2 separate regions of the Homo sapiens genome follow, and region 2 is linked to region 1. Evidence: chromatin loops called from intact Hi-C (ENCODE). Cell type or tissue: PC-3. All regions are shown on one strand. Links, peaks and the distances in the headings refer to the core of each region. The heading gives the core; the rest is flanking DNA.

Region 1 (15,637 bases), core at 4,842-12,841:
AATTTGGTGAGGGTTCATTAAGACAGATACTTTTTTTTTTTTTTTTTTGAGACAGAGTCTCACTCTGTTGCCCAGGCTGGAGTGCAGTGGTGCAATCTTGGCTCACCGCAACCTCCACCTCCCGGGTTCAAGTGATTCTCCTGCCTAAGCCTACCGAGTAGCTGGGACTACAGGCGCGTTCCGCCACTCCAGGCTAATTTTTTCTATTTTTAGTAGAGACGGGTTTTCACTGTGTTAGCCAGGATGGTCTCGATCTCCTGACCTCGTGATCCACCCGCCTCGGCCTCCCAAAGTGCTGGGATTACAGGTGTGAGCCACCGTGCCCGGCCAAAACAGTCACTTTTATAGATCACTGCAAATGTACACTAATACAATCTTTGTTGCTGTTGTTGTTGTTGTTGTTGTTGTTGTTGTTGTTGTTGCCAGAGTCTCGCTCTGTTGCCCAGGCTGGAGTGCAGTGGCACTATATCAGGTCACTGCACCCTCTGTCTCCTGGGTTCAAGGGATCCTCCTGCCTCAGCCTCCTGAGTAGCTGGGATTACAGGCATGCAACCCTACACCTGGCTAATTTTTGTATTTTTAGTAGGGTTGGGGTTTTGCTGCATTGGCCAGGCTGGTCTTGAACTCCTGACCCCAGATGACACACCTGCCTCGGCCTCCCAAAGTGCTGGGATTACAGGCGTGAGCCACCAAGCCCAGCCACAGTAATGAAATTTTAAAGAAATACAATTCACCAGTATATGGTAAATGTTTATTACAAATTCATACTATGTGATCCCTCCCCACCAAAAAAAAAAAAAAACCTTGCCCTTAAAAAATCTATTATAAATGATCAAAGTTGGAGAAAAAGCTTATGTGCAAAGTTATATATCTCAAGTCATTTTAATAATGAAAAATTAGAAACCACCTAAATGTGAAGCAATGGTTAATGGACAGTGGTTAAATTGTTTATCATTATCCATAGGTTAATATAGATATTTGTAACTATAGGTTTTAAAAATAGTTATGTGGAAATGCTCACAGTATAACAATAATGAACAAAAGGCTGAACACAAAATATACCCACAAGATGATCCAAATTATTTAGAATATAGGTTTTACTTTAATAGATGATTTATGTTTATTTTCTTCTTTATAATATACTAGAAATTTTTTACAGCAAGTCTGTGATATATAAAATCAGAAGTAAACAAAAATTAAAGATATTTCAAGAAATGTGTTAATAAATATAAACATTTCTAATTCATATAAGGATAGGTACGTCATATTTTTAACCCTGTGCTGACCTACATGGTTCACTGAGATGGTGTCATGTCTGCCTAGCAGAAGACGTCTGCATCATAAAAACAAAACTGGAAAGTTCCACACAGAAAAATTTTTCACGGCAAGGATGAAGCTTCTCACCCAGCAACTCAAACTCAGTTTTATATTATAGGGTTTTTTTTTCAGAATTTGGACTATTTTATTTATTTAAATACAAACATATTACTTAGAAGCTGTGTATCTGTAATTGCCACTACCACTTGGTTATTATTTGATTAATATTTTGGTTTCTTCCAAATCAGCTGCATTTTACCTAGGACAAATACCCATTTCAAATAGACCTGGTAGTGAAAAGAAAATCAGGTGATTAAACCTCCCTAGTTATGACTGGTAGTTCCACCACATAAGAAAGGGAAAACTTATTCTATTTGGTCAGTGGTATCTATCAGAGTTTATCTGAGAAGAAAGCAAAAGACATAGTAAGAGAACAGAATAAAAACAAAGAGAAAAGTAAAGATAATAACCAGAGACCATCGTCAATAGCAGCAATAGCAAGGACTTTAGTGGCAGCTATTACAGGGGGTGACAAAGTGATATTCCAACCACAAGGCAATTCAACAGGAGAGATTGGTATAGAAACAAAAGACAAAACGTCTCTTCAGCTGAAAGGTTCAAACACTCATCTGCATCAAACACTTTCATATATCTACTCTATATTCACAAGAAATTTATGAATTCATTAATAAATAACGCATCCAATATTTATATAGCATGCATGGTCCCTGTATAAACTCTAGTTATGCCTCTTTAACTTTACTACAAATGTTCTTAAAAACATGGAATCGCGGCCGGGCGCTGTGGCTCACGCCTGCAATCCCAGCACTTTGGGAGGCCGAGGGGGTGGATCACGAGGTCAGGAAATCGAGACCATCCTGGCTAACACGGTGAAATCCCGTCTCTACTAAAAATACAAAAAATCAGCCGGGCGTGGTGGCGGGCGCCTGTAGTCCCAGCTACTCGGGAGGCTGAAGCGGGAGAATGGCGTGAACCCGGGAGGCGGAGCTTGCAGTGAGCCGAGATCGCGCTACTGCACTCCAGCCTGGGCGACAGAGTGAGACTCCGTCTCAAACAAAACAAAACAAAACAAAACAAAAACATGCAATCGCTACAGTACTTGGGGTAGGAAATAGATATGGAAATGTTACATTCCCTTAAAATGTATTTTACCTATTTACTTGTTTAATGTCTATTTTCCTTAACTGGGAAGTTAGCTTAATAAAGGCAGAAGAGGTTTTTGCCTCCATTATCCAATGCTATATTCTTAGCACCAATAATAATGTCTAGCGTACAGTATGTGTACGCTATGTATTTATTGAACAAATGAGAAAGTTTACAAGTAATTCATGGATTTCATATGATTCTCTATATCTTGTTTACATCAAAGACAAAATGTTTCGTATTTCTTAAGACTAACTGCAACATGTTCAAAAATTTGGTCTATCAGCTGAAGTGTATCTCAATTTGATAATTAAAGAGAAAGTTTACATTTTCATGTAAGCCCTTCCAAATACTCCAGCACACATAAGTGAAAATCAGATATTCTCCTTCATGGCCCATCTGCAAACTTGTAGAAAGTGAGAACCTGAGGCATAAGTGGACGTGAATGGGCCTGGGTTCTATTTTTCCATGCTATAAAAGCCATAAACAGTGTGGTTAATGATGCTCCCATATCTGACTTGAAGCCAGGGTACGGTGGATTCGTGTAAATGCTGAAGGCTAGCTAGCTCTGGTGGCTGAACACCAGTTGAGGGCAGCAGAGAGCTACTTGAGAGAAAATAGATCCAGGAAGGCTTAACAGCTCTCAGCTTAAAGTGCTTGGCTAAGTCCACAGTGTGCTGCTGAAAATGCAGCCGCTTGGAAAACTAGTCCACAGGGTGGCCAGCAAGAATGAAGTAACCAAATGTATTAATGCATAAAGCCAAAAATCCAGGGAGATGGGTAGGAAGCAACACCAGAGAACTGACAATAATTTGGACTCCCATTTCACACAGTTCTCAGGAGCCATTGATTCGGACAATCATCTTACTCCAGAGCTGCTGAATCACAAAATGTCTTAGATTCCCTCCAACTCTAAAATCTTAGTTCCCAAGATAATTAACAAAAATGTTTAGAGTACAACCTTTTTTCCAAAGATTATCCTTCCTGTAGAAAGAATATAAAATTGTTAGTGTTAAGAGGAGAAAATCATACATGAATGAGGAGTAGCAAACACAGACTAGGGGTCCCAAAATTCTTTAAAAGTTGAGATTTCTCAAATATATGCGGTGGAATCCTGGTGAAGTTTAATGAACAGCCTCAGTCAATCCCCTTGTTTCCCAGTTTGAAGGCTCCAACCCTAAAAATGACCAAGTGTAAGTTGCGGCCTGTCCAAAGCCAGGATTCACACTCCTTTTCTGTGTCTTCCTAGTGGAGTGATCTTAAGCAAGTAATTTAGTCTGTCTGGGTCAGCCTCCTCACTTCTAAAATAGAATAATACCTGTGTTTATGAGGTCTGTGAAAAATCTGCAGAATAAAACATGTCTTATGAACTTCGTACAGCATAAGGAATTTTAAATAAAAGTCCAAGTAGTAGGAACTAAGAAGTTTTCTAGGGAACAACAAAAAGGCATCTAAGAAAGAAACCTTTGATATATTTAGAATTTTCCCTGTAACAAACTTGTTTGTTTCTATCAACCCAGGTCAATGTAGATATGATACTCCATATACATATATTTATACACATATGTGTGTATATGTATATACACACACACACTTTATATACAACACACACACGCATGCATGTGTGTGTGTGTGCATGGGTATGTGTGTGTGTCTTCAGCTTCCCTGAGGTCTATATTAAATGCTGAGCATATTTGCATCACGGAGTGATATTTGCCTTCTGTGAACACTCTTATTGCTAAAAGTGTGTAATGATGTTCCTAGTCAGATTGAATTTGGAGACATTTTACTGCATCCTCCTGAAGAAATTTATTCACAGGGACACAGAAGCAGAGAGAAAAATGTGGGCTATCTGCAGCCAGAATACTTTGGCTCTGGTTCCTAATAATAATAATAATAATAATAATAATTAATCATCACCATGAGGATATGGGAACATGTTAGAAAACTTGAATACAGCTGCCTCAGCTTTGTGTTCAGTTTGGTCCTATCTCACATTATGATTTTTCTGGATGGATAGCAAGGGAGAGCTGAGTGCATGCCAATGAGTTAGTAAATGGTGACTAGAGTGTCTGAGATTTTTGTTATTTTTAAAAGCAGAAAAAGGGAAAGAACAAGACAGGAAGATAGAGAAGATGGAGGGCTGGCTCATCAATTCTCATTTCTGATGAGATGCCTAACTAGAGAACTCAGGAGTGATAGAGAAGAGTTGCAAATAACAATGAAGACACCACAAGAGAGTCTTCTCAAATGAAGGTTGATGATTTATTGACTTAAAAATCTTTTGAATTATAAGGGATAGCAGATTCAACTTTCTGATTTTGTGCATAAGAAAACTAAGGTTCAAGAGAAGTGTTGTGACTACCTCAAATTCCCCTAGGTGTTAACAACTTGTATATTTATCTTACTATTCTAGAACTAGCTAGATAGCATGCCAGTGACCAAATTTTATAGTAAAATCTAGGAAATATTGGTGAAAAATAGAATAAACAAAATTGGTTTCCCTTAAAGTTACAAAACATGAATCCATATACCAGTAGTCATCAGCTGCTTTGCTATTAGGAAATTAAACACACACTTCAGCAAGTGCATGCACAAACTACACCCACGCACATGGCCAGCTTACAGTCACAGGGAATGAGAAGAGGTCTACTCTCTCTCTCTCTCTAACATCTTAAATGCCAAGCAAATGCCGAAATTGTTATTCTGAAAAGTTTGGGGCTCTGCAGTCTACCATTGCTAAGATTTTTCCTGTGCCCAGATAGTTCATTTAATCTTTGCTGTAAGAAGAAGAAACAGAATCCATATAGACATAGGAATTCCATTTCTTTGAATTATAAAATATTTTCAGCCAAGGTAATATAGACAGGGCATATATGTGATTACTTAAAACATGGTGTTATTTTTAGTATGTTCCCTGCTATTCACTAGATAATTATCTCCAATCAAAGTGGTTAGTTCAGATAAAAGAAAATATCAAAAATAAATTTTTTTCAATTTTGTTAAGTATTTGTGTAGAAACATATTTAGTGATAATTTGGAAAATTAGGTAAATAAATTGCAACCCCCCTCAAAATAAAATTACTTTTTAGAACTAGTTCCTTGACATGGAATTTAAAGCATTGGAAGAATACTCATAACAAACTTTAATTGCCCTATGTGCAGATTTGAGGTAAAAACCGTTGTCTCTCTATGTCTTATTACCATAATCAAAGCTTAGAATTTTTTTTATTATCAAAAGACTATTGTGTGCCCGACAGACAGTCAAGATTTATTAGAAAAGCCTCCATGGCTCTCCCCTCCAAAAACTCAGTAAACAATCCCACACCTTCACTGCTACTATTGAGCATTATGGGCACTAGATGTCGCTGCTGCTGTTAGAATGAGATTTTCTTCCTGCTTCCCAGCCCCACCTCCCCAAAAATTTTTTCCAAAGATTCTTATGGTTTTTAAAGTTATATTTTAGTGGTAGTGTTGTTGGGAATTTGATGAATGAATGATATTTTATATATTAGTGATTGCAGGTCACTTATTTTCCAGATTAAGAAAAAACTGGAAAGATGAAGTAACTTGCCTAAGGATCCATAGGAAAAGAGTGCTAGAGCCAGAGTCGGGAAAACAGTTCTCGTGTCTACACTTCACCAGCTTTTAAGAAGTAAACGTGTTCCAGCTGTGAACAATGACGATATTCATCTTTTTAAGTCAAAACCCACTGGGTAATATTTATTACCCTTTAAGTCAGTTTCAGTTTGCATTGCCCCTGATGGTCTTCTCCTTGGACACTAGGTATGTATTAATCATGAGGGCAGATGATTTTCCCAGGCTAAATTTACTTGAAAGGGTAAGAAGCCTAATAGACGGTCATTATCTAAATTAAGGTGATTCCGTGCTCCAGAAAATCTCCCCATAGAAGAAAAATGTCAACAAGCTCAGGAGACTCTCCCTCATAAAGTTATTAAAACTAAACAAGCATACACAACACCCACACACAATCCAATACAGAGGAGATCTCCAACCCAGCTTCCCTGTCAATACAAAAGAAAGCCAGTGGAGTTTTCTTCAGAAGCCTGGGGCTAGGAAGGGTGCAGAAGGACTGTGAGGGCAATCCCCAACTGCTTTCACCGACTAAGGTGAGGAGAAAGGAAAGTCATGACTGGGGGAAAAAAAAAAGAAGAAGAAGAAGGCAAGTTAACTAAGAGAGGCAACCAATCTACGCTGAAGCTTCCATAGTCCTGCTCTCTAGAGAAAACCAAAAATTCACCACCCCGCTTGACGGATTGGCAGGCAAGAGAAAGAGGGGAAACTTCACACACTCGCTTAGAGTTGTTGGACCCCTTTTCCAGTCCCCATCTCAAGAAAAGAAGAAGGGGGCAGGGAGGAATGGACGTGCCCTGAAAAGAAAAGAAAAAGGAGCCAACATTGCAGCTAGCCTTGGGAAAATCTCCACAGATGAGCATTTTTGTTGCGTTAAGTGGCCGGCATTAGCAGCCTAAACACGTAGGGGAAGGCTAACATCGCCGTTAATATAATGCGGGAGAGGAATGATAGACCTGGGAGTAGAGAGTGGAAGCGCTAGTTTTGCATAAAACAAAACAAAACATTTCTGAGGACTTAAGCTCCTAGGGGGTTGGGTGGAGTGAATTTAGGGAGCGCCTCAATCCATAGAGGAAGCATGCACCGGGGCATCAGTTTCAGAGGCTTATTTTAAAAATATATATTTATTTCAGCTGCCTTAAAAAATAATTTCACAGTCAGAAAAATAGCTTCTTAGACCATGGTTCTGAGGTCGTCTCTGGGAGGGAGAAGAATCACCTCCGAGATGTCTTTCAAACTCCAGCATTGAGACTAAGAATTGACAAGTAAGGAGGTTCTGGAAGTCAGAATGAAAATGGTCACCTCCATCACCTTCACGAGGCTTCATTTCTCTCACATTTAGGGAGGTAGATGAGATACAGTTAGACGCACATAGAGATAGTGAGAGAGAGAGGGAAAGGGAGAAGGAGAGAGAGGAAAGAGAAAAGGGAAGAAAAAGCAGGGAAAGAAGGAAGGAAGGAAGGAAGGAGGGAAGGAGGGAAAGAGGGAAGGAGGGAAAGAGGGAAGGAGGGAAGGAGGGGACAGGAAGGAAAATTAGAAGAAATGAAACCCAACTGAAGTCTTATGATTAATAACTTTTTTTTTTCAAAACTAAATCAACTCTATCTTCCTCGCCTTTCTAGGAAATCCTCAACTTGAACAATATTCTAAGTGCCCTAAAGCAATTAAAACAAAACTTTGGAGGAGTGGGGCGGGGAGACATTCCTGGAGGGCCAGAGCGGGGATCGCAGCAGAATCTGCAGCACTGGTGTTAAGGAGAATTTGAGCGCTCGAATGCTGTTGTTAAATTTCTTCCCAGAGCCCCATGCTCCCTCGTTTAGCATCTCCCTTCCCCAATAATTACTTGAGAGGATGAGCTCGAGATTGAAGAGTGAGGTTGGCTTTTCTGTGTGAGGAGCCGATAGGATCCACCAACACTAAAATCAAAAAGACTCCTGGTGCTTGCGAGTACAACCCCAAATTCTCTCGCACACTGCCCAAGTTTCTTGAAACTCGGAGGCTCAGCTCAGTGTAAAAACATGGGGGTTCTCCTGAGTCGGTTTCCCTGACCACAGGGGGACCCCTGCAAACACGGCCTCCTCTTTAATACCTTTGTAACTCAGTTCTTCAAGCAACCCACCTAGGAGAATAAAAGGACCCACTGAGCTCCAATAACTGAGTAGATGATTAAATAAAGCCGAGATCTCAGATCTTCGCGTTTGGGGTGGGGAGTGGGGGCGCTGGGGAAAAGTCGGGAATAGCCCCGCGGTACCTGGGGATCCCAGTTGTTTTTTCTAAGAAAGCCCGGGGTTAAAAAATGCATTGGAATGTGGCGATGCCTCCATCAGCCGTCACTTTATAAGTTCCCAAGTCACGCTGCTCTAGACCATTGTGGATGAAAGTGGATTGTCTCTCCAGAACCAAATATTCCCTGACCTGCTTCCCCAACGCGCCCTCACGCTTTCCTGGGAGAGCACAGCGCTGCCGGAGACGCGGCGCTTCTGTCAATTGTGCAGAGCAATTACTAAGAAAATATTGTGACGATGTTGTAGGGCGAAAGGGGACGTGAGGAGGAAAGGGAGGGGGAGTTAGTTTGGAGAGCAATTTGCAAAGGAATATTAACTTTGATTCCCGAGGTCACCGCGGGAAAAGGGGTTCTGGGCTGCAGAGCTCTTCCTCTAGGTGGCGGACTTTGGCACCAAACAACCGCTAGATGAGCGCTGACTTCAAACACAGGATTAAGCTTCTTGCTGGTTAAAAATAATAACAGTAATAATATAGAGGTGTGGGGCTGTTTTTTCCCCCTTTTGGATATTTATTTATTGCAGGGAAAAGTCATTGATTTTCCTAAGCAAACTGTGTTTCTCCTTCACTTGGTGGAAAATAAAAACTGTTTGAATAAATAAGTTATTTCTGAACATTTTGTTGTCAAAGTGTTAAATGTTCCCGTCATTTTTATTCAAACACTAACATGATTACAGCCAATTATATATTCACCAGTGTTCTTTATTTTAGAGTAATTGTACTTGTCACTAATAAAACAGAGGCATAATGGATCGCTACTGTTCTAGATTTTCAAGCAATTTTGTGTAATTTGATTGAATTATACATCTTATCTGCTACTTTTTTATTTTTATATTTGGGGATCCTATTTTCTTGAAAATTGCAGCTCTATGCTTGTTTTGTTGTTTCTCCAGTAACGTACACTTCGGTAACACTGATAAATAGAAAGAGTCCCTTTGAAATGTCAAAAATCAGCTGTTTTTTTCCACACCTCCTCCCTGCTCTTCAGCATGGGGAAGACCTGAACTCTGCGCAGCAAGGGAGCCTGAGCGAGTGGGTGCACTTCCCAGAAAAGTTCAACGTCAAGATAAATTCCCCATTGGCCCCAAAGGCAGTCACCTTCCTGCCTGCATGCAGTCTTTGGGGGCTCTGTCTTTTTCCTGTAATGATACTGTTGGGTGTCTGGGGCTTCAAACATGCTAAGACAAGTAGACCATGGGTTCATTTCATGTGCAATATGTATCAAGGGAAAGAATATATACGGCGGAGCTAAAAGATAAACTGTATTTATTACTCCAATTACACAAACCCCAAAGGTCCTACCTACCAACCCACCCCCCACCCCGACAATTAAAACAATTATCTATTTGCCTATGTTCTTTTGGTTCCAAATATACGGAAAGAACTGGGATCAATACTTTCTCCCCTCCCCCACTTTTAAACCATTTCAATAATTGTTTTAAAAAGATAGGGGGAAAAGATGCACACACCTTCCCATTGTTCACATATCAGAACAATCAAGAAATAAATGTGACAGCAAGCAGACAGACGATATGATATGATCTTAAGGGACCATCTCCAAAACTGAAGGAGCAGAGAATGTGTAATTCTTTTCCCAGTAAATCCTTCCAGTTCCTAGGACAAGACTCAAACGTCCCGCTAGGAGCTGCAGCTGCGAGGTGGAGCCAAAGGCTCTGACAAGTGGCTTGTGTATGACCCAATATTTATCAATAACAACAACAAAATCAAGTGAAACCAAGGCTGCGGATTTTGAAATGCTTCTGCAGCCCTGGCGTGGATATGCACGTGAGCGAAGTAAAAGTCGCTGGAGATGAGTTGGCTCCACTTGTCCGCCCTGGGGAGCAATCCTGGGGCAAAATCCAGTGCTAATTGATCCCAACCAGCCACATTATCAGCTGTAAATGTTCAAGGGGACAAAGAATGAGCATTGTGTACTAAAGATACTCCAAGCATTTTTTCAAGTAAATAGGGACGTGTAATCAGTAGCGTGTGTATGCATATAAATAGGAAAAGAGAATTATTTTTAATTAATTAGGAAAATAATGTTTCATGTGTAATTCCAGAATTCTCTAGCGTCTCCCACTGTCCGACTGTTTTGTGATTGGGACTTCCTCTAGGAAAACCTGCGGGCCCTGTTTTGTGTTTCGAGCGGGAGAGCAGACACTCAGCTCAAATAGAGGCCTTTCTCTCGTCTTTCGGGGTGTTTATTCTATGGCCAAAAGGTAAGATGGCCAAGGCAGCGATCTGAGCGTGATGTCTGGCCCCGCGGGGGGCCCAGGAGGCCCAAGTTGGGACAGCTCCGGAGCTACCCCGGTGCCCCTCAGCTGGGGGAGGGCGCGCGGCAGCCGCCTGCCAGCCCCACAGGCTGCTCTCCAAAGGAGCTGGGCTTTTTCAGCGTTTCTGTTTCCTTGTAGCCTCATCTATCTTATCTAACAAGTTCACGCTCCGGGAGAAAAGAAGAGGGTGAGAAAAAAAAAAAAGAAAGAAAAAAGAAAACCTCTTCACCGCGGTGATTCATAGTTCATAGGCTCCGGAGCCAAACTTGCCGACCCAGCTTTTTTCTCGAACATTACTTTCTCTCCTACGTGCCTTAGGACAAACCCAGAAGGAAGACACTAAAATTGCCGAACAAGAATCTAGGATTGTTTTAAAAATAAAAGTGACCCCCCACAGACACCTTTGATGTTGTTGATTCTGACACAGAGGAGTCGAGTTGTTTTGTTTACACATGCTAACGGTAACTTGCTCCTGATGCCGCTCTACGCGCAGCTTAGTCTGTCTTCTCCTCTCCTCCCCGCAGGCGACTCCTTCCAAAGAGCGAGAGAGAAATACGGGTATTACTGTTATCCCCCACTGGGTTCAATACCCCTTACATGTAATTGAATATTCGAATTAACGTCACCTGCATGCACCCCAGTCTTTTAACTCTGAAATGTGCTTTATAGCAATACAGACTTGAAACCTTTAACTGTTTTCTATATCCCCGCGTTTACCGTGGCAGATGACCTCTTAGCCCAAAATTGATTTGGTGTGTATCCGGTCTTATGTGCCAAAAAAAGAGATACCTAGGCTGAAAAGGCAACTTTAAGGGGGGACATCTAGAGAGATGACGCCTAGAATCAAGGCCTCTGGCTCGATTGCGTTCGGCAAGCGTCTGCAACAAAGGAGCGTCGGGCAAGCTCGCGGGTATGCGCAGGGAGCAGCGGCGCGCAGACCTGGGAGCCCCAGCTCCGCGAAGCTCCTCGAAGGGAACCCTCGCAGTTACAGCCTCAAGAGGCAAGGCAGGGGAGGGAGAAAAGCTGGACCTCTTGAGAAACGCTCCTCCAACAGATTTTCCATGGCCTCGTGTTGGAGAAGGGGCGCGGGGGAGGAGCGAGGGTTGGGGTAGGAAGACCTACTGGAACCGACTCCGGAGAGTGAGGGCCAGGTGGGTGTAAGATGAGCACAAAGTAAAAACTTGCCCATTGGTTTGTCCACGCAGGTTTCTTGAAAGAAGCAGATAGATCTGATTAGTAGATACTACTTTCCCCACGCAAAGGGAGACTTTGGGGTGAAGGGTTCTCTGCGTGCTTCCTGGCTTGCTTACCCCACTCATGAAGTTTTCTCTCCTCTCATTCCTTCAGACCTTTAGTGGGTGCAAGCATTTCCTATAAGATACTTATTAATCTCATATACGGACCTTGAACTGTTCAATGTTTTCCGTGTACATTTAAATATTGAGCGGTGACTAGTTCGAAGGTGACCGGCTAAAAATTGCGAAGGAGTCAGACCTTTCCATCTTTTCTCACACAACTGGAATTTGGGGGACCATTTGGAGGTGTGCTTCAAAAGAGAAGTCTTGGTTCACCCGCCACCCACCCCCACATACACACACACACACCCCTTCTCTAAAAGGTCCTGTAACACTTCCAGAAGAAGATTGAGGCTTCTACTAGAAATCACATTGAAGCTCCAACTAAGTAAGAACAATGATGGGATAGTTAGGAGTTCCAGCTCTTAAGAGTTCAGCATTTTTAGCCCTGTAAGTTTTTCTTTCAGCTTGATATATAGATATATCTATATATAGATATATATATATATATAGATATATATAGTTATTTTCTTTTTTCCTGTTTTGGTGCCCCACTGATGGAAAATCCGAGGTAATATTGTTTGTGGGCTGGCTTTTGCCAAGTCTCACTTTCTTCCTTATGGGATAGAGCTGGGGGTTAAAACTAAGAACCTGAGCTCTAGCCTCCTTCATTCTAGTTCACCAACACCCCTTCAGCTCTTTGTTTTGTTTTGTTGTGCTGTGTTATGGTTGTTTGTGGAGCTTCCCCTATCTCCTTTGAAAGACTGACTACACCATTTCCTTGGGTAACTAGAGGAAAAATAGGAATCGGCCTCTCAGGGGCACTTCCCCAGGCTGTGTGGGACCATTTCTCACAACTGGATCAGGTCTAAAAATGGAACAGGTCCGCCCTCACACTATCAGGGACTCAAGTCCTTCAGCAAATCACTCACCCTCTGGAGGGCACTGGCAAAGAACGCGAAACAAGTAAAAGGGTAGTGGACATTATGTTTACAATGTTTACAAGAGATGTACAGAGTATTCGACTGAGAAGTTTTTCCAGAGACTAAAGTCCCTTGGCCCTCTGGTGGTATTTCGTCATGGATCTTTCCACGCCTGGCTCTCCCTTGGCTAATGTCGGGACAAAGCTTCTCCCATGCACATTTTGCTGAAGATCACGGGACTTTTCTTTTGGCTGCGTACGTACTTGGCTTCAGAGAGCCTGGAACACCTGGCAGCGTCACAGAGACTTGCCTGGAGAGTCCCAGGGGTCTCTGTCAAGGCCTTCTCCTCATCCTTGTCCTCTTCCTCCTCCTGCTCCTCTTCTTCGCCTTGGACTTTCTCCCTTTTAAAGTGGCTCCCTAGCTTACACAAGCTAAACATTTCCACTCTCATAGACGAGGCTCTCCCATAGATTTTTTTACTCGAGGTTCTCAAGCAAAATTGCCGGTGCCACAATGTTATGATGGAAGGATGCTGAAATGACAGGCCTAGTAGACGCTTGTCTTAATCATCGGCTTCTTAATTTAGTTTTAGTGCTGTGTGTGTGTGTGTGTGTGTATGTGTGTGTGTGTACACACACGCGCGAATGTGCGCGCCCCCGGGGACGTTGAGGGTGCGCGTGCGCGCGCTGAGAGCAGCCACTGACAACCTGCAGCTCCCTAATGAGTGACGAGGCAGGGCTGCTGCAGAAAAGTAACACTTCCCTGGTGTGAAGACCTCTTACTGAGAAGTTTAGTTCACTACTGTTCTCGCAAACCTAATCGTATAACCTGTAACCAAAACCCACAGAACGAGGATACAACACGCTAAAGAGTAACTTCTAATCACTAAATGTTAGCACCATTACCTGCTGTTAGGAAGATATTATAGACGAGTTGGCTCCAGCGAGGGCAGACCTCACCTGCCACAGGATCTCTGGAAATACCTGGATGCCTCTGTATGGGATCTCCTCACTCCCAAACGTCACAAGGTCAGAAATTCTCTGTGCATCTGCAGGAAGAGAACTTTAGCTAGAGCTTGGCGCTGGGTGCCACTCCAAGGACACCCTGTCCAGGGAATGGAGAGCAGAGTGGATTTTAGGTAAATGGGGCCCACCTTCCTTTAACCAGCAGCTAGCAAGAAGAAAAGAGGCGGATCACTGACTGAAAACAGGAAAGAGGCCCTAAAGAATACTTAAATAACACCGCCAAATGGAAAAATGAAATGTTCTGCTCCCTACTCGGATGAAGTATGCTGTGTAGCCTTGGTTATTAATTAAAACTCCAGAAGGAATAATCTAATTCATTTCCTAACCAATTCTTCCATTGGAACTGCTCACTCTTTACGGGGCCTGACCTCTTTGGGAGAGCTGGGGGACTGCAGACAGAGCAAGAGAGAAGTTTACTGTGATATATACCAGAAAATTACATTTACTTTGACTTCTGCTTTTATTCATTAATAGTACACATTTGTAGATGTCTGTGTGAGAGATCAAGGTTAGATCCATCATGAGAAAAAAATTAGAATGATAGAGAATTTGTTTCAGGTCTGAGACAACTGAATTCCCTCTGTCTTCTGAAGGTAATCACGGTGACTGAGTGGGGCTGAAGATTGGGCTTCCAGTGCTTAGGGAAGAGGCCCGAGGTGGACAGAGGCAGGCCTTCAAATCCAATTTGCACCCAAATTGGCTGGTAGGATATACAAAGCCCCATCCAGAGACTTTCAACTTGCACAATACTCTGTCCAGGACCCCCCTCCCCCTCCATTTCAAATAGTAGCAGTTCTTTAAAAAAGCTATTGCTGAGACAAACACGGGGTGCTGAGTAAACAGTGCATGTTTTGTTGAACAAGCTATATATATATACATATATACACACACACACATATATATGTGTGTGAGTATATATATATATCACCATCTCGACATAAAGTGCAATTGAAATTATTAAAAGGAATTAAAACTCACTTCTTGCCAGATTACAAATAACTTTTGTCATTAGGAAGAATAGATTTTTAAATATTACATTAAACTATATACTATTTATGCCCATAAGAATATCCTATTTTGAGAGACTTGCATTCATGCAATCCTTAAACTATATAACATAGCCTTAATTTGAATGAAAAACATTTTCCCAGTCAATATGAGCTCCTAGCATATAAAATCAGATTATTACAGTGCTCATTAGCAAACCCCAGTTTTTGCTATTTGAAAGTAAACAGAAGAAAAACTTATTTCCACCTGCTAAAATTTTATACAGGATTACAAAACAATGCACGCTCAGATTTGACCTAAGAAACACCTTAAAACATTAAAAATTCATCAGTCAGAGCTGGTGTTGTATTGAAGGAAAGCTCCTCCAGTTTGCTGCTGAGCTCGGATTTGAATAAAATGTCCAATGTTAACAAACAATACCCACGTTTGGCACTTTGTGTATTAAATTGATCAAACAGATTTTAGGAGGCACAATGCACAATTTGTACAGACCTGATTGAGTTAATATAATATCAGCAAATTTTACATCGAAATGATTCTGTTTCTTTTCTTTGTGTTTAAAACCAGCACAGATTACAAATTTTAATGATCTGAAAATGTTTGGTATACAAAATCATGCTTATTTCAGTATTAGCAAAAACACAAGAAATTTTTCAACACAAACACCCAGCTGTGTCTATTTTAAAAGCAGTTCAATGACAGCTTGCACTTATGAGCATGCAATCAGCTAATTTCGTTTTTTTTTTCTTCTG
Region 2 (15,637 bases), core at 5,118-13,117, 710 kb after region 1:
TCTTCTCTTGCTTAAATTTATTTTCTAGTAAATGAATAGAAGCCACAAAATTGATGAAGTCATGAAACTTACTTATCTGAAACACTGAACTGTATACATCCCTTAAAGGCAAAGGGATGTTTTTTGCCCCGAGGGTATTAGTCATGGTCCATAGTTCGTGGGAAAAACTAAGGAAGTCTCAAAATTGTGTTCCTATTATTTCCATTTCTCTAAGACTTTGTTTGAATTCCAAAGTGAATTTTCTATTATCCCATTGTACATTGCATAGGAGGGTACCAACCAACAGCCTTTGGGGAGCAACACCTGCAGTTACATTCAAAGGCATGACTTTTCCAAGCAGTTTGTGAGCTGGCCGGCATTGTCCCCAAAAGGATAAAGGCCTAGGTTCTTTACCTGACTGGCAGAAGCATTCCAGCACCACGAAAGGACTCTAAACATTGTTTTGTAAGTAATGAGTCCTGCTGGTTTCATCCTGCAAGACATTGAAATCCCACAGGGAAAATGTGGTTAGAAATAAAACAGAGGGCTGGGGCCTTTAATGAGTTTCCTATCCACAGATGCCATCAAGCTTTGATACTATTCATTTTATTTCTACAGCTTCAACAAAGATTCCCAGAGTCGTGGGCCATACTCTTAACACTGAAGTGCATAGAACTTGGCAGAAATCTACACTTCAGAGATAATAACATATCATTCCATGAAATAAAGGAAAAGGCATAATCAAAAAAAGAAGTTAAATATGGAAACCTGTTTTGACAACAAATGAATGCAGTTGAAGCCAGACAGGAAAGGTGCTATGTATGCATTTTTTTACATGTTTCACATAAATTATGATATTGCAAGACCCTATCAGGTTTTTTTTTCTTATTTTCATGTCCTTTCAGTCAGATGTATTATTTATATTGCTCTCCATCTTACATTAAAGGAAAATTTCAAAGACTGCTGCTTTAAAATAACAGAACAACACTTGTAAAATCTGTCAACATTATATATGGCTCATTCACCAGTTGCATTTCATTCATTATTATAGTTGGGAATTTCTCAAGGCCACTTGGATGTCCAATGAAATAAATTTAGAATTTCTGAATGTTGAGAAAAGGAAAAGAGAAAACAGTGTTGGTACTTAGTAGACGGATTATGGACATCACCAGCAGAAACATATATTCAACAATCATATTTAGTTAATAAATATATTTACTGAGTTATAAAAAGTTTCCTTAAAATGTACACTAGGTGAAATATCAAGTTTCATCAAATGATTAATTAAATGTTATATAAGGAACATGTCCTGAATTTGTGGTTACTAAAATAAAAATAAAACATGTTTTTCCAATCTTATAAAGCTAGCCCTGACTTTATTTTTTACTTACAAAATATTTTGATTTATACTTAATAGGAGATTTAGAAAAGAGCCAGCCAAGAATTGTGGAAAAATTATACTATGAAAATTTATCTTTCCAGAGATATATTTACTTTAAAAAATATTTATGTTGCATTTTGATACTTTAATATTGACCCTTGACTCAGTTTTTCAAATTGACTTGTGGTAAACTAAAAGTTTCTGAATGTCTTGGATTCTACAATCCTACCTAGAAAATAATTGCTTAGCTAAATTGAAGATAAATCTAATAAATAAGCTTGTTAATTATTATTACTTTAAAAATAATGCTGAGACAAGCTAGTAGAAATTATCAAAATATTTTTGCCATTTCAAACTTTTCTCTTACAATGGAAATGAAAAAGGAGGTCATAATTCAGGAGCCCTATAGAAACTTTTTTAAAAGTAGATATGTAAGAGATGTAAGTTGAGGGACATGCAGGAATAGATTATTGAAGTAATTCAAGCATATTAATTAAAAATAAAAGAAAACCTTTTCAGAAACAATTACTGAAGAACTTCATAACATCTATATCCCCAACCTGAACCATGTGTTTCAAATTCTTTAATCAATAACAGTATATTTTTCATTGTCTGATTTTTGTAACAAACAGGCCAATATGTTGGAAAAATTTGTTTTACATTCCTACAAAAGCCCAAAGTTATGGCTGTCTCTTCCTGTATTGCCACCATCACCTAACACATGTCTTTTCTTCATTCTGTGGGTCATAATAACAGCTTTCACTCTTTGAGCACCTACTATGTGCCAGACTGTTTCACACGCATTTCCAATACAATAACTTTCTGCAAAACAGAGTACTAGTCTCATTTTATGAACAAAACGTAGAAAGTTTATGTGAGGAAAATTTCACATGGTCACACCACCTGAAAGAAGTTGACCCAGGATATAAACCAAGTCTTTTTCACTCAAAAGCCCATGATCCTCATAGAAAACATTCTATATTATGCATTTTATTCTTTTTCCGTCTTTGGTTTATCTTGTGTTTATATCTCTATTCTATTAACTATATTTTTCTGATGATTTGACTGGCAAACTTAGTCAAAATGATCAAGTGAGTTAGTACCTGCTGATCCAACCTTGAATAAATTAGGGAATGCATCAATTGAAAAGACTAGTTTTCCTTAAGTAAATTTTCTGAACCTGGCAGAAATAATTTTAAATATAGTTCAATAATTTTAAATTAGTTGAACTATATTTAACACATAATATTGCTTGAACCAACTTCAATACCAAAAATCAGCATGGTGTATCAAACATGAAAACTGGAAAGAATTATAAAACAGGATTGCTACGATGCTGGCAACAATGGAAAATCATTAAAAGAAAAATATGAGCAAAGATTAAAATGAAGTAACTTGAATAAATGTTTTTAAAATCCTATAAAAAAGAGATAATATAAATACATTTATGGTTAAGAAATAGGAAAATTTTATACAGTATACCTGTATATTATTTATCTTAATATTTGTCTTTTATCAAAATCTTAAATGAAGCATTCATTGCATTCATTGCAAAAACAATAGACAAAGGTTTTAAAGCATATGACAGATTTGATGCCATAAAGAGTTTTCCCATGGTTGCTCTATGGATTTTGACAGCAAAATAGTGGTTTGGGGCCTCATTTATTATTTGAATATTTATTTGGATTTCCAGACAGCTTAATTTATTCTCTCAGAAAAAAAAGTATCAATTTACCATTAAGTTTGCATTATTTTAGTCTACATCTTGTATTATTTACCTTACCATGAATTTTAAATGATGATATCTTGACTTTTCAATTTCACATGATTTGGAATGTGTTAATTTAGTCAGTTAACCCATTAGAGTTTTGTTCAGGTTTTTGTTCTTGTTTCTGTTTTTCAGAACAGAAAAGACTTATAGTACTCCTGATTTTAGCAGGTAACTGAACTAACCTAAACTAATTCACAGGTTTAAAAATTAACATGTGAAAAAAGTTACTTATTCCTCAAAGTTCAATCAACAAAGATGTTACAAAAGTAACATCACACACAGAACATATCTGAGGAAAATATAACATCTTATATTGGTTTTCAATTGACATTCAAGTACATAGTTCAAATTCTTGATTAAGAAATATTAAAGTGAGGCTTCATATTTTTGGATGTATATGTATGTAAAGGATTGAAGCTGATTTTAACACTTAGATAAGTTTAATTTAGGGAAAAACACTAGAGACTTGGATCTCACAAAGTGATTTAAAGAAAAACAATCATGATTCACATTTTAATTATTACAGGAATTGGAGTCATTTCACAAACAGTTAACATTAAAGTTATGTACATTGTTATTGTTTATCATTAACGTTCACTTCATTTAAAAAATCATTTTATTGGCCGGGTGCGGTGGCTCATGCCTGTAATCCCAGCACTTTGGGAGGCCGAAGTGGGTGGATCACTTGAGGTCAGGAGTTCAAGACAAGCCTGGCCAACATAGTGAAACCCCGTCTCTACCAAAAATACAAAAATTAGCCAGGCGTGGTGGCAGGCGCCTGTACTCCCAGCTACTTGGGAGGCTGAGGCAGGAGAATCGCTTAAACTCGGGAGGGGGAGGTTGCAGTGAGCCAAGATCACGCCATTGCACTCCATCCTGGGTTGACAAGAGTGAAACACTGTCTCAAAAAATATATATATTTTATTTATCACAAAATAAGAGATGAACTTTTTAGATCACTTCTGAATTGGTATTTGTTTCCACAAGCATATTTTTAAATGTACAGAATATTGGGAAACTGAAGGAGATTATGTAGGAAATCTGTAAATGATGAAGAGTGTTTTAGCAACACCCTGCTATGTACCAAAATTACATATTTCTGTTAAATAGCAACATTCTATATTACAAATAGATTCTAAAAATCAAATGTCTCAAGTGAAAGTCTCTTAAACATTTCTAGTTACAATTAATGGGAAAAGCAACACCCACTTCTATGCATAATCTATTCCTGCTATTTTGTTTAAGTTAAATAAATAGCAAATGATTTCAGAAGTAAATAACCATTTTTAATGCCTAAATTATTTGGTAAAGCGAACAAGTTTAAGTGCTAACTAGTATTTTGCATACATACCATAAGATACAAAATAGCACGTGCTTTCTATTTATATTGGTTACCAATCTTGATATTCAAGGGAAGAGTGTATAAAGTTAACAAGCAATTATTATTTGCCAAATTAGTACTCAACAACCCTGAGTAAATAGGAAGTTTGAAACCTATCTGTTATACAGCTACTTTAATTTGCATAGCACACTGGTGTGTTTGCTTTGCAAATACTTTGCAATGAATCATCATTTGTACTATACAGTCCAAAGAAAAGCAATCAAAATTCACAGCAAGACAATGAAATTAATTATAACTGTTGAATTCTGTGGTGGTAATTCCTCCTCATGCAGGAAGATTAATTGCATTGCACTTTCCTTGCACTCCACTAAATGATCTGATGAATGTATAATCATTTACAGATTTCTCAAATGCTGAAAATTGATTACCTTTGATTAGCTCTGATCTGCACAAAGAGCTCTGACAGAGTATCAGTGAAACATTACAACATTACAGACAAAGTAACAAATGATTTAATTACCAGTGTGCTTATTAATGTTAGATTCCCTGCAGTGATCCTGGCAAATCAGGGGCCTGTAATAGACCTGTGGGTTTCACTGAATTCCATTAGGGTTTAAATAATATTTCTCACTATTTCTCAAATCCTTCTTTTCATGGCTCCTTAATAACTCTAATTAATTTTAATTTGCACAAAAAAATCCACAGCATCTTTAGAAACTTTTAATTAGCTATAAAATAAAACTCTTCTCCTCCCAAGAAGACATATATGATCAACTTTGGAGTAGCCTCACAAATAAGTTTTCATTAATAGTAGTTAGCTCTCTGTAATATTATTAAATTAAAATCTAAAACCAATGTGGAATTGCACATGTGGTCCAACTCTTCTCTTCTAGCGGCAAACAAAATGCGATTTGTTAAACAAGAACCAAGTTAAAGAACAATATGGTAAAACGTTTAGATAGTAGTGTAGGAAGCATCGTCATAATACTCTTTCTTTTATTTTTAGTGCATACGTATACTTGCAACCATTTTGTTAACTGTAGCATAGAAAACACACTGATTAAGGAGCTTCAGAGTATGTTGAAAGAGGATTTAAAAATGCAATAGCAAGAGAACACTGGCCCAGTTAGACACAGAATGTGATGAATAATGTTGGCACAAACAAGTCAAGCTTATCTAGACTTGTACTCGGGAACATTCAGATCACTTTGGATTGGCAGCTTTTAGGGCTTTCCCCAATTTGATGCCATTATATATGACATTAAATTATTGTGAAGCAACGACAATGAAAACCCAGATGATCAGAGGAGTCAAACAGAGCGGCTTAAATTAAAATATGTGTCTGCAAGTGTTTCAAGGCAAAGAAAAATTAGAGGGTAGGCAATTAAAAGGTTGTTTAGCACAGAAATGCTGATATACAGACAACTTTACAATAATATTTTTTCACAGTGGCTTTGCAGTTCTGCAGAAACAAGGCAGTGCTGCAGGTGTTTCTGGGTGGCATTTCAAAAACCACTAGCTATAAAACTTAAGACATGGGGATATGCAGCCCCTGATGCTGATGAATACATTTATTATGTTCAGTGCTGTCAGCAGCTGAAAAGCTATCCATCACATTGAAACAGCACAGAGTCAGGAGTCTCTTTTTGTGGAGAAATATTGAAGTCAGATTGTTGATGTCAAAAGTCAAAGTATAGTTCAGCTCTCTGTTTTATGAATCTGACTGAGACACATTGTGCCTGTGCGCAAACTGATATCTACCAGAGCTCATTTTAGCAAATGTGTGATTTAGAAGTCAAAAAAACATTCGTACAACCAAACTCATAGCAGGCAGAGGCTGTGGCGTGCATACATAGTTTTTACATTTTAATATGACACCGTGTGGTAGTGTTTATCATCTGAAATCTAAGCCATATCAACTTTCTAGCTATGATATTTAAGATCTGTGTACTTTCAAAAAAGTATTCACACAATAAAAGAATACATTAAAATATCGCCTCAATAGCAATGATATTGGCCTTGTTGGGCTTGGTTTTGCTTTTTTCTTCTGAATATCAAACCACAAAGAAATGGTGAATTCACTGTATTCGCAATTAAAAAAATAGACACTATTTAGGGCCAAAATTATATCAGAATTTAATGGCCACTGGGTTGCAGACACTACTTGAAGCCCCTTTTGTACACATCCACCTCATTACACTTCTGGACTTTTATTATGATATAACTTATAACGTCTGAACATAGATTTTATACATAGTCCTACGTTCCAGACATCCCCAATAGCCAAATGTTGCTGAATTCTTAGAAAACAAGAGTTAAATAGAATAAAAGAGCAAATTTTCTATCCTCAGCCCCCTCTTTTTTGTTTTGCTCCTCAGTTCACCTTATTTCGAAAGATATCCATCTTTTTCTTTCCACTGGAATTTTTTAAATTATTTTACAAAAAAAAAAGTGAATGAAATGAAAATGGTTTCGGTGGTACATATTCATTCCTATTTAACAGAATCTTTAAACTAACTTAGTAATAGATGACACAGCTTGGAAACTATTGTTTTATTTGATCAAATCTTGGGGATCAAAGTGTAGGTTTTGAGTGTATTTCTTTAAGCGAGGGCTTTGTGCCTCCGAGGTAGCATATGCTCAGAATGCTATTACACTTGCCAGCCTTCCTGCAAATTTGTGGTGTTTAACAAAAAACAAGCACATTTTTCAATTCAAGTCAGGAAGACGCTTTTATTTTTGCTGATTTCGCCTTCTTTTCTCTTTTCTAGCACAACCCTCAGGGCGCGTGATGTAATGGTCAGCACTTGCACATGGGAGCCAGAAAGCCTTTAATGAACTGCAAACTTTGTTCAATAAAAATGATTGTGTTCCAGCTTTTTTCTCCTTCCAAAGAAGAGAAAACATACAAATATCATGTAGAAAGCTTTAGGAATCGTAAAGACCTCAGTAGGTCTTAAAAGCATTATTTATTTTTAAAAGCAAGGAAAAAGAAGCAACACACACACACAAAAACAATAGCAGAGATTATTTTTATCCTAACTTGGTTCAATGACACCAGATGCAGAACAGGGCTCTATGGCCTGAAGGGTCACGAGTTTGAGTCAAAACTCAGCTTCAAGTTAATTGGCTGGTGTTTGGGGCTACACAAATTGAAGAGAGACATATTTGTTTCTGATGGGGAGAGGCAGGATCACTGTTCTTGAGTCTCTGCACCCCCTTGCTAGCTTGTCAGGAACTCTCTCTGGTGAATAAATATCTTCAAAGTTGATACCTCTAATCTTTCCTGATAATAAATAAATAAATAACAAGTGTAATCATGATGGATTCTGTTAAAGATTAAAAAGAACAAAACAAAACCAAAACGAGAGTGGAACTTTATTCCTTCCAGGTGCATATTCAAAAGCAATGTTCGTTAACTCTTGGTTTTGCCTATATTATCAAGCAAAAGTGCTGACATCCATATGCATTTAAATAAAAGTTGATATCATATCCTAATTTTTAATATTTTGGAATGGAATGTGCAATGTTAAACACTATAGTTACATGGCCAGACTTTTTTGCATCCTTTTTAATGATTTCTTTAAAAATCAATGGGAAACTTCCTTGGAATACTAGGCAGGATTATTTCCTTTTAAACTCTCTCCAGGTAGATATGTCAGGAATCATTTGAAATACTTATATGTCTGCTGGGGGAAAAAAATCGGCAAAAGAGAAAGAACCACCATATGGAATTCACTAAACAGTAAACCTCTTGTCCACCGAAATTACACCAGTCCCCACATATTAGGAAGACATTGCAGAGGCTGTGCTGTGTGCCTTCCAGGCAGAGCTCCATAGCCAGCAATTAGTCTATATAGTCAGAGGCCAAAAAACCTTATTGTCTTACTTGCTGTATAATTATCTGTTATGATGAACTGTGATTCTAAGGACTATTGTCTTTAAGCTTGGATCTGTGTGTAGAGTGGTTGTCTGGCTGAGACCCAAGAATGGACCTTCCTTTTAGTATCTCTGCCTGAGTGATTTCTCTGGTCTCTTCCTGGCTGGATAAAACAGAGACTGTTTCTGCATGATTTCTTGGGTTGATGAGAAGCAATTATGCTTTAAATGAAGTCATTCATGTCTGCCATTTTGTTTGCATATTTTCCAGTGTTCACCTGTTATTAAACCTGTCTTTAAACTGTAAGCTAGTTCCAAGTAGACTTTTGTGTCCAACACAGTTCGGTAATCAGAGGAAAACAAAATAGATAAAATGTTTTCTGCACAAATCACTCAAGCAAGAAATCTAATAAAGTGATTAAAATCTAAAATAGCATTTAAGAATTTCCTGGGAATTTTTATTTCTTTGAATTTCCCTCCCATTCCCTGTAAGAGGGCAATTGTCTCAGCAGTCAGTGTGAAAGTTACGCAACTTTGTCATCTGGTGGGAGAGAAGGAAAAGGCAGAGGAAGGAGGGAGTATTAATAAATCTTATTCCTATTGTCAGAATAGTTATTGTTGTTCATTATAACATGAAAATGACATATTGGCATATTCAATAAAAGGATTATTTGAACTACTTATCAAAAATTGATTATATCTCATAGGTCAATTTACTTAAAATATGAATTCAATAAAGATCATATAATGTAACCAGACATAATTATTAATTAAAGGTGTATTCTAATGAACTTACGACTACTAAAAAAAGAATATTTTTACATCAAGTCTTGTAAAACAGAAACATTCCACTTCACATCTTCTGGTCTTCAAACATCTGAAAAGCAAATGCCTAAACTAGCTTATCACACATTATTAGGTGAACTATAGCTTATAGCTACGAAAGTCACAAAACAAAGCATGAGAATATTATCAATTTATCTAAACAGATCTATGTTTTATTAAATGAAATTTTATTTAATAACTTTTTACTTTTTGCCTTTTGAAAGATTTTACATTTAGTGAGCTATTTATTAGCCATTCCTTCCTAAGAGGTATATTTTACAGATACAATTAGCTTTAAAAATAAGCCATAGTGGTTGAGCCAGAATGATTTACTGGATATTTTTAATAGTAAACACAAAATGGAATATTGTTAACCAAGTTGGAAATATATCGGACCCTATGATTACTTAAATTATTTCATGTAATTCTCCTTTTGGAAAAGAATCATTTTAAAATGGATATAAATAAAAAGTAATTGAACTTTAAAACAATTTCATTTTGCTCAACTTTTTTAAATTCCCAACTAACCACGTGAGTTTGATTTTTGAGTTTCAATGAAATAAGAGAAGGGTTACTGATCGTTTAAAAGTACTTCATTTATCACCACTGAACAGAAAGCATTTCCCCCCCTGAAGAGGTTTGTACTAAGGTGACCTCTGCTGTTTAAAAATAAGGTTTGCAAAAGGCAGTCCCTCTCGTAAGATATCCAATAATCCTAAATTACAAGGATAAAAGTGGATACTGCTGTGCTTAAAAGTATTTACTAAATTCATTACTGTTTCGATTATATACATGATTTTTAAGCATTTTTTCCTCATAGCTGGGAAATTTCCTCTGTCATTTTTACCTCCTTGCATTTTGCGTACAAATTCTGACTGACTGGGATCCCTGCCATTGCATTTTCTTCTCACTAAAGGGTTTTATCTGCTCCTGGTGGGGCAAAGTCATGACCCAGAAAAAAATTGATTCATGAATTCTCAGGGTGCAAGTAAAGAAGAGAGGAAATATGCCTTGGCTGAGCTCCGACTAGTGACAATTTAAAACCTGTAATTAGTCTGAATTCAAGCTGCAAAAGGAATCTGAATTAAAAATTCATTAATTCAAACTGATATATTAACTTGAACATACTAGATCCCTCATTATAAAGAGTCATTTTACAAGCTGTTGTGTTAACTGCTGGAACCTAAATTTTACTAATTTTAAAATTATTTAAAGGTGTTAGAAAGACCACCAGACTATATTGCATTGTGCCTTCTCTCTACCTTGAGAAACTCAAACTTTATTGGATTTGCTTGGTGTTAACACCTTAGCCCTAGGTTTCATTTCCATCTCCGTCCTAAATTTTGTGTTTGTAAATCTCCACTGTCCTGTGGAGCACACATTCTCTTACGAGTCCCCCGCTGATGTTTCCAAGACCCCAAGTCCCCTTTAGCTAACTCCCTGACATTTTCATGAACTACACTGCTGAAATGTTATACAGTAATTAAGGTTGATACTGGGGCACATTCAGTCTCCAGTACAAATTAAGATGGAAAAGATTATCATAATATTTTGCTAATCTGTTTGGTAGTTTAGAGTTGTTCCCTGTGGGGGACAAACAAAAAAGAAAGGTATTTCAGGGTTAGGCTTCAGAAGAAAGATCAACCAGGTAGTAATGATTGTTTTAAAATCACACGTATTTTAAACTTTTCTTCTGAAAATCTTTATGTGTTGACATATTGTTACTTAAGTTATAACTCCCTTGGGACCAGTGTGCAAGCTTGTCAAGCGAGTTAGTAGGCACTGTCAATGGATGGGCTCTTGAATTCAGACTAAAATTCTGTTATCATTGTGTGGAGTTCAAATCCAGGTACCACCAGCAGCTGGAGGCTCTCCAACTGTCAGTAGTGTCTGAAAAACACTAAGAGACTAAATAATTTAGATTACACTATACTGACCTGTATAATTGTTTAAATGAGTAATGCAGTCACCAACTGAAAGAGGTCAACCATCTGTAGAGGAAACACAGAATTTGGTTTCATTTCCAAACAAACTTTTGAAGAGCAAATTGTTTTTTCTGTGGGAGGTAGGGGAAAGTCTGAAGACAGATTAATGGCTTTTCCCGCTAAATAAAGGTTAAGGCTTCTGTCATTTCTAGAACGCAACTTCAATAGAAAAGAAGCAATAGGGCAGCTGGTCTCAACTGCCACATAATCAACATGCACAGGCACTGTTTTGAGTGGATTAAAAGGTAGGTGGCTTTGAAAATACAGTATTATTTCATTACATGTCATCATCATTCACTACATATATGTGTGAGTACATGTGTATATAAAAAGAAAAAACTTGGGTAAGACTAAATCCTTAAGTTAGAATAATCACATTTTTGCAGATAATGGCAAGTGGTTTGTTTTAAATGCCACCCTACCTAAATCTTTATCTCTAAAATATGGAGTTACTATAAGTCAGATTTTTGAGATGCATACATTTAGGTACCCAGTTTACTTTGAGGAAAAAAGTGCTTATTTTAACTAGATTAACACATACTGATCAAACTCTTAGTGTTCAGGCAGCTCACATTGAATTAAAGGCTGCCATAATTAAGTGCTCCTACCAACTTATTCTCCAGAACCATTACCTTCCAACGGGTTACTTGCCAGGCAAAGTGGTTTAATTATTGGATTTCTCCTGAGATCTCCTGTTCTCCTGCCACGGTACCATAACAGGCTTCTCTGATCTCTTTATGGTAAAACAAATTATAAAAGAAGAAAATGACAGAGAAGAAAGAGACTAAATTCTGTGTGCCTATGAGCTAACTATGAATTTAATGCAATGAATTAAAATATATCTATATTTTATATACATAAATATATATAAAATATATATAACAGAAATATATATACATAATATATAAATTTATATACAAAAATATATAAATATATTTAAAAATATAAAATAGATATATAAAATATATAAATATATAATATATAAAAATATATAATATATAATATATAAATATATAATATATAAAAATATATAATATATAATATATAAATATATAATATATAAAAATATATAAATATATAATATATAATATATAAAAATATATAAATATATATAAATAATATATCAATTTATATATAAATACATATAAAATATAAATATATATGTATCTTTGCTATTTGAGTTTATTTCCTACACATACACACATGTGCACACATACACGTTTCATCACAAATTGCTTGAGGTCACATGCAGATAATGTTTAGTAAATTCTTTTCTCAAATGTTTTTGAACACTTTGTCTATCCATCTAGCAAGAATGTTCTTCAAAATTCATCCTTGCATCATTATTCATCTGTTCTGAAGTAATAAAACTTTTTGTCATAATATTCAATGTATCAAGAAGATATTTACATTGCATACATAAAATCTTAAGCTATTAAAATGCTCTATGGTTGTAGTAATGCTCATCCAATAAATCTGCTTGTTTGGGCAATATCCACATATTGTTATCAAAATGTGATTTTGGTTGCTGCTGGTTGATAACAAATGCTAACTGGGAATGCATTATTTTTTAGAATAAATTTTCTGAGCGACTACTGAGGGCTTGGCACTGTGAAGTATGCAGAAATAAACAAAATATAGACACGACTCATGATTTGCTTATGATATAATATAGCCAGAATGTTAGAAGTTTCTGTGCCATACTGTCATGTTCTAACTTTCATAGGTAAGCACTGTCATGCATTTTTCTCTCTCTCTTTCCCTCTTCCATGCACATGCACGTGCGTGTGCACGCTCACACACACACACACACACACACACACACACACACACAAAGCTTTAAACATTCCTCACATGAGCCCAGTTAAATAAAGATGAAGAAAAGGAGCATGATTTCACAAAGTATTTCTTTGTACATGTTTGTGAGCCCTGAATGCCATCAGTATTCTCCTTTCTCACTTCACCTACCTCCCCAAAATTGAAAGTACAACGGGTGGTGAATGGTAAAATATGACACAGTTGATAGACATATTTCAAGTAAAAGGCAATATAATGGATAGCTCTGGTTCATAAAAAAAATTAGCACAGAATTAACAACTTAGTAGTGGATAAGAAAAGACAAAGTTCAAAAATTTTGTTCATTTTTCCAACAGGATGCATCAGTTACATTGACATAATCTTGATACACTAATGTCTACTTGTTTATCTTTGGGTTCAAACGTTTCTACATTACCTATCACAATATTTATCAGATAAAATGGAAATAAAAAATATCATTCCAGAATATAATTTCTCAAATTATTTGTTGAATTTCTAAACATTTTTCTGGTCTTAAGGCAAAAATCATAGTTTGCTTGAATACTGCAAATATGAAGTCCTTGCCTCATCCCAGTCACTGGACTAAGTGCCTGGGATGTAGCAGTGAATAAACAGTACATTCCCTGCTCTCATAGAGCTTACATATTAGCTATAAACTATGAAAGCTATTAAACCTTCTAAAAGGAGCAAAATAGCCCAATGTTTGAGGAAAAATAGAAAGCTCAGGTATCTAAATTATCTAGATCAGCACTGTCCAATGTGGCAGTCATTAGTCACTTGGGAAAATAGGGAGGTGATGGGGGTTTTCAGTAGAATACGATGTGATATTTTTCAAAGACCACTATGGCTTCTCTGTTGAGATTAGCACAATCAAGTTTATACCAGTTGTCTTGGAGTATACCCTTTCACTCTCAAAAGTGCCCCAGTATGAATGACAAATATATGGTCACCCTAAAGTACAAGACTATAAAAGTAATGCAGTAGGAGATTGATCCAGGTAGCTTGGATCATGGAGGTAGCAGTGAAATAAAGCATATTCTGCACAGGAGATGATACTTATCACATAATCCTACATTTCCTTTTTCTTAACTTGCATTTTATTTCTTGTGGTAAAATACATACAATAAAAAGTTTACCATTTTAACCATTTTTAAGTGTGCAGTTTAGTGTATTAAGTACATTCACATTCTTACACAACTATCATCACCATCCATCTTGGCAACTCTTTCTCCTAAAAAACTGAAACTCTATACTCATTAAACAATAATCTCCCATTACCTCTTCCTTAAGTACCTGACAACCACCATAAGACTATCTCTATGAATTTAACTAGGTATTTCATGTAAGTGGAATAATACAATATTAGTCCTTTGGTAACTGGATTATTTCACTTAGCATAACATCATCAAAGTTCAGGCATATTGTAGGGTGTGTCAGAATTTACTTTTTTTCAAGGCTGAATAGTATTTGATTATCTGTATATATCACACTTTATTTACCCATTAATCCATCAGTGACTATTTGGTTGCTTCCATCCTTTGGCTATTTCAAATAATGCTGCAATGAACATGGGTGTACAATAATCTTTTTGAGACCCTTCTTTCAATTATTTTAGGTATATATTCAGAAGCAGAATTGCTGGACTATATAGTAATTCTATTTTTAATTGTTTGAGGAACCATCATTTGTTTTCCACAGTTTGCTGCACCATTTTGTATCCCAGCAATAGTGCACACAGGTCCCAATTTCTCCACAGTGTCAACAGCTCTGGTGACTAGTTCCGTTCTGTGTGCTTCTTTGATATTAGTCAACCTAATGGGTGTGGAGTGGAATCCTGTGTTTCTTAAGCTACAATTTATATATCTAGAGTCAACATAGCTCATATTCCTAGAATGTCAAATTATTGCAAAATATGGTAAAACCTACTTTTGTATTAAAACAATAGAGTTTTTGGAATTAAATCCATTTTGCAAAAGAATTAATCACATATATTTGTTAAGATAAAAGTTTCCGTTTGAAAGCACAATAGCATAGCCCTTCCCTAAGTCTTCATGAAATGCTGGTTCATTCTTCTCTCTTGATTGAGGTGCTTGGGTGGAATAATTTGTAAAGCAGTGGAAAATCTGTTCTTACTAATACTCATACCAGATTATGTCTGCTAATATTTGAGTCTGTGGTTGACCAAATGCCTGACATATCAGATATGACTTCTATATATTCAAGTCCTATTACTGGAGGTAGGGAATGGCTGTCACACTAAGGGCTGATAACTATGGAAATTCACAAATAATCACAGAACTTTCATCTTTAATAACCCTTTCAGCCTAATATTTCCCCTATTCCTTCACCAAAGTAAGTAGTACATAATAATCTATCCAACTTTTTTTTAATTGAGAAACAGCATTGCAAAATAGTTAAGAGAATAGCCTCTGAAGTCAAACTACTGAAATTTTAATTTCAGCTCAAGTGCTTACTAGCTGGTGGTCTGGGTGACATCAGGCAACTTACTTATCCTCTCTGTAACTTAGTTACATCACCTTTAAGACATCAACACATGCAAAACACTTTGAAAAAGACTTCAACAACTGTTTGACATATTATTACTATTTAAATTACATTAAGCATACATTCAGCCACAATAATAAATATACTATTTC

Evidence for each region. Peaks named below come from ENCODE experiments on the same cell type or tissue, not always from the same donor. Only the 100,000 strongest peaks of a DNase experiment are listed, where the experiment ranks them.
Region 2: a loop joins it to region 1, with 12 times the contacts of the local background. A loop is called at or near these places in 2 of 110 quality-filtered maps.

What each region holds. Positions count from the first base shown.
Region 1 is chr14:28,748,575-28,764,211 of GRCh38, forward strand. FOXG1-AS1 (FOXG1 antisense RNA 1) reads right to left here. Exons shown (of 7, transcript NR_125758.1): 2 at 13,758-13,900. Among named protein-coding and RNA genes, the nearest start is that of FOXG1-AS1, 8.9 kb to the right of the region's middle. RefSeq lists an enhancer at 8,295-9,893. In PC-3, for the core only: CTCF peaks have their summits at 5,849 (motif pointing right) and 8,715 (motif pointing right); DNase peaks (open chromatin) are centred at 5,827 and 8,737; H3K4me3 peaks cover 355 bases; H3K27me3 peaks cover 6,720 bases.
Region 2 is chr14:29,454,095-29,469,731 of GRCh38, forward strand. No RefSeq gene overlaps it. Among named protein-coding and RNA genes, the nearest start is that of LINC02326, 400 kb to the left of the region's middle. RefSeq lists enhancers at 177-733, 4,184-5,518. In PC-3, for the core only: a CTCF peak has its summit at 9,843 (motif pointing left); no DNase peak of the experiment used is centred there; H3K27me3 peaks cover 3,014 bases.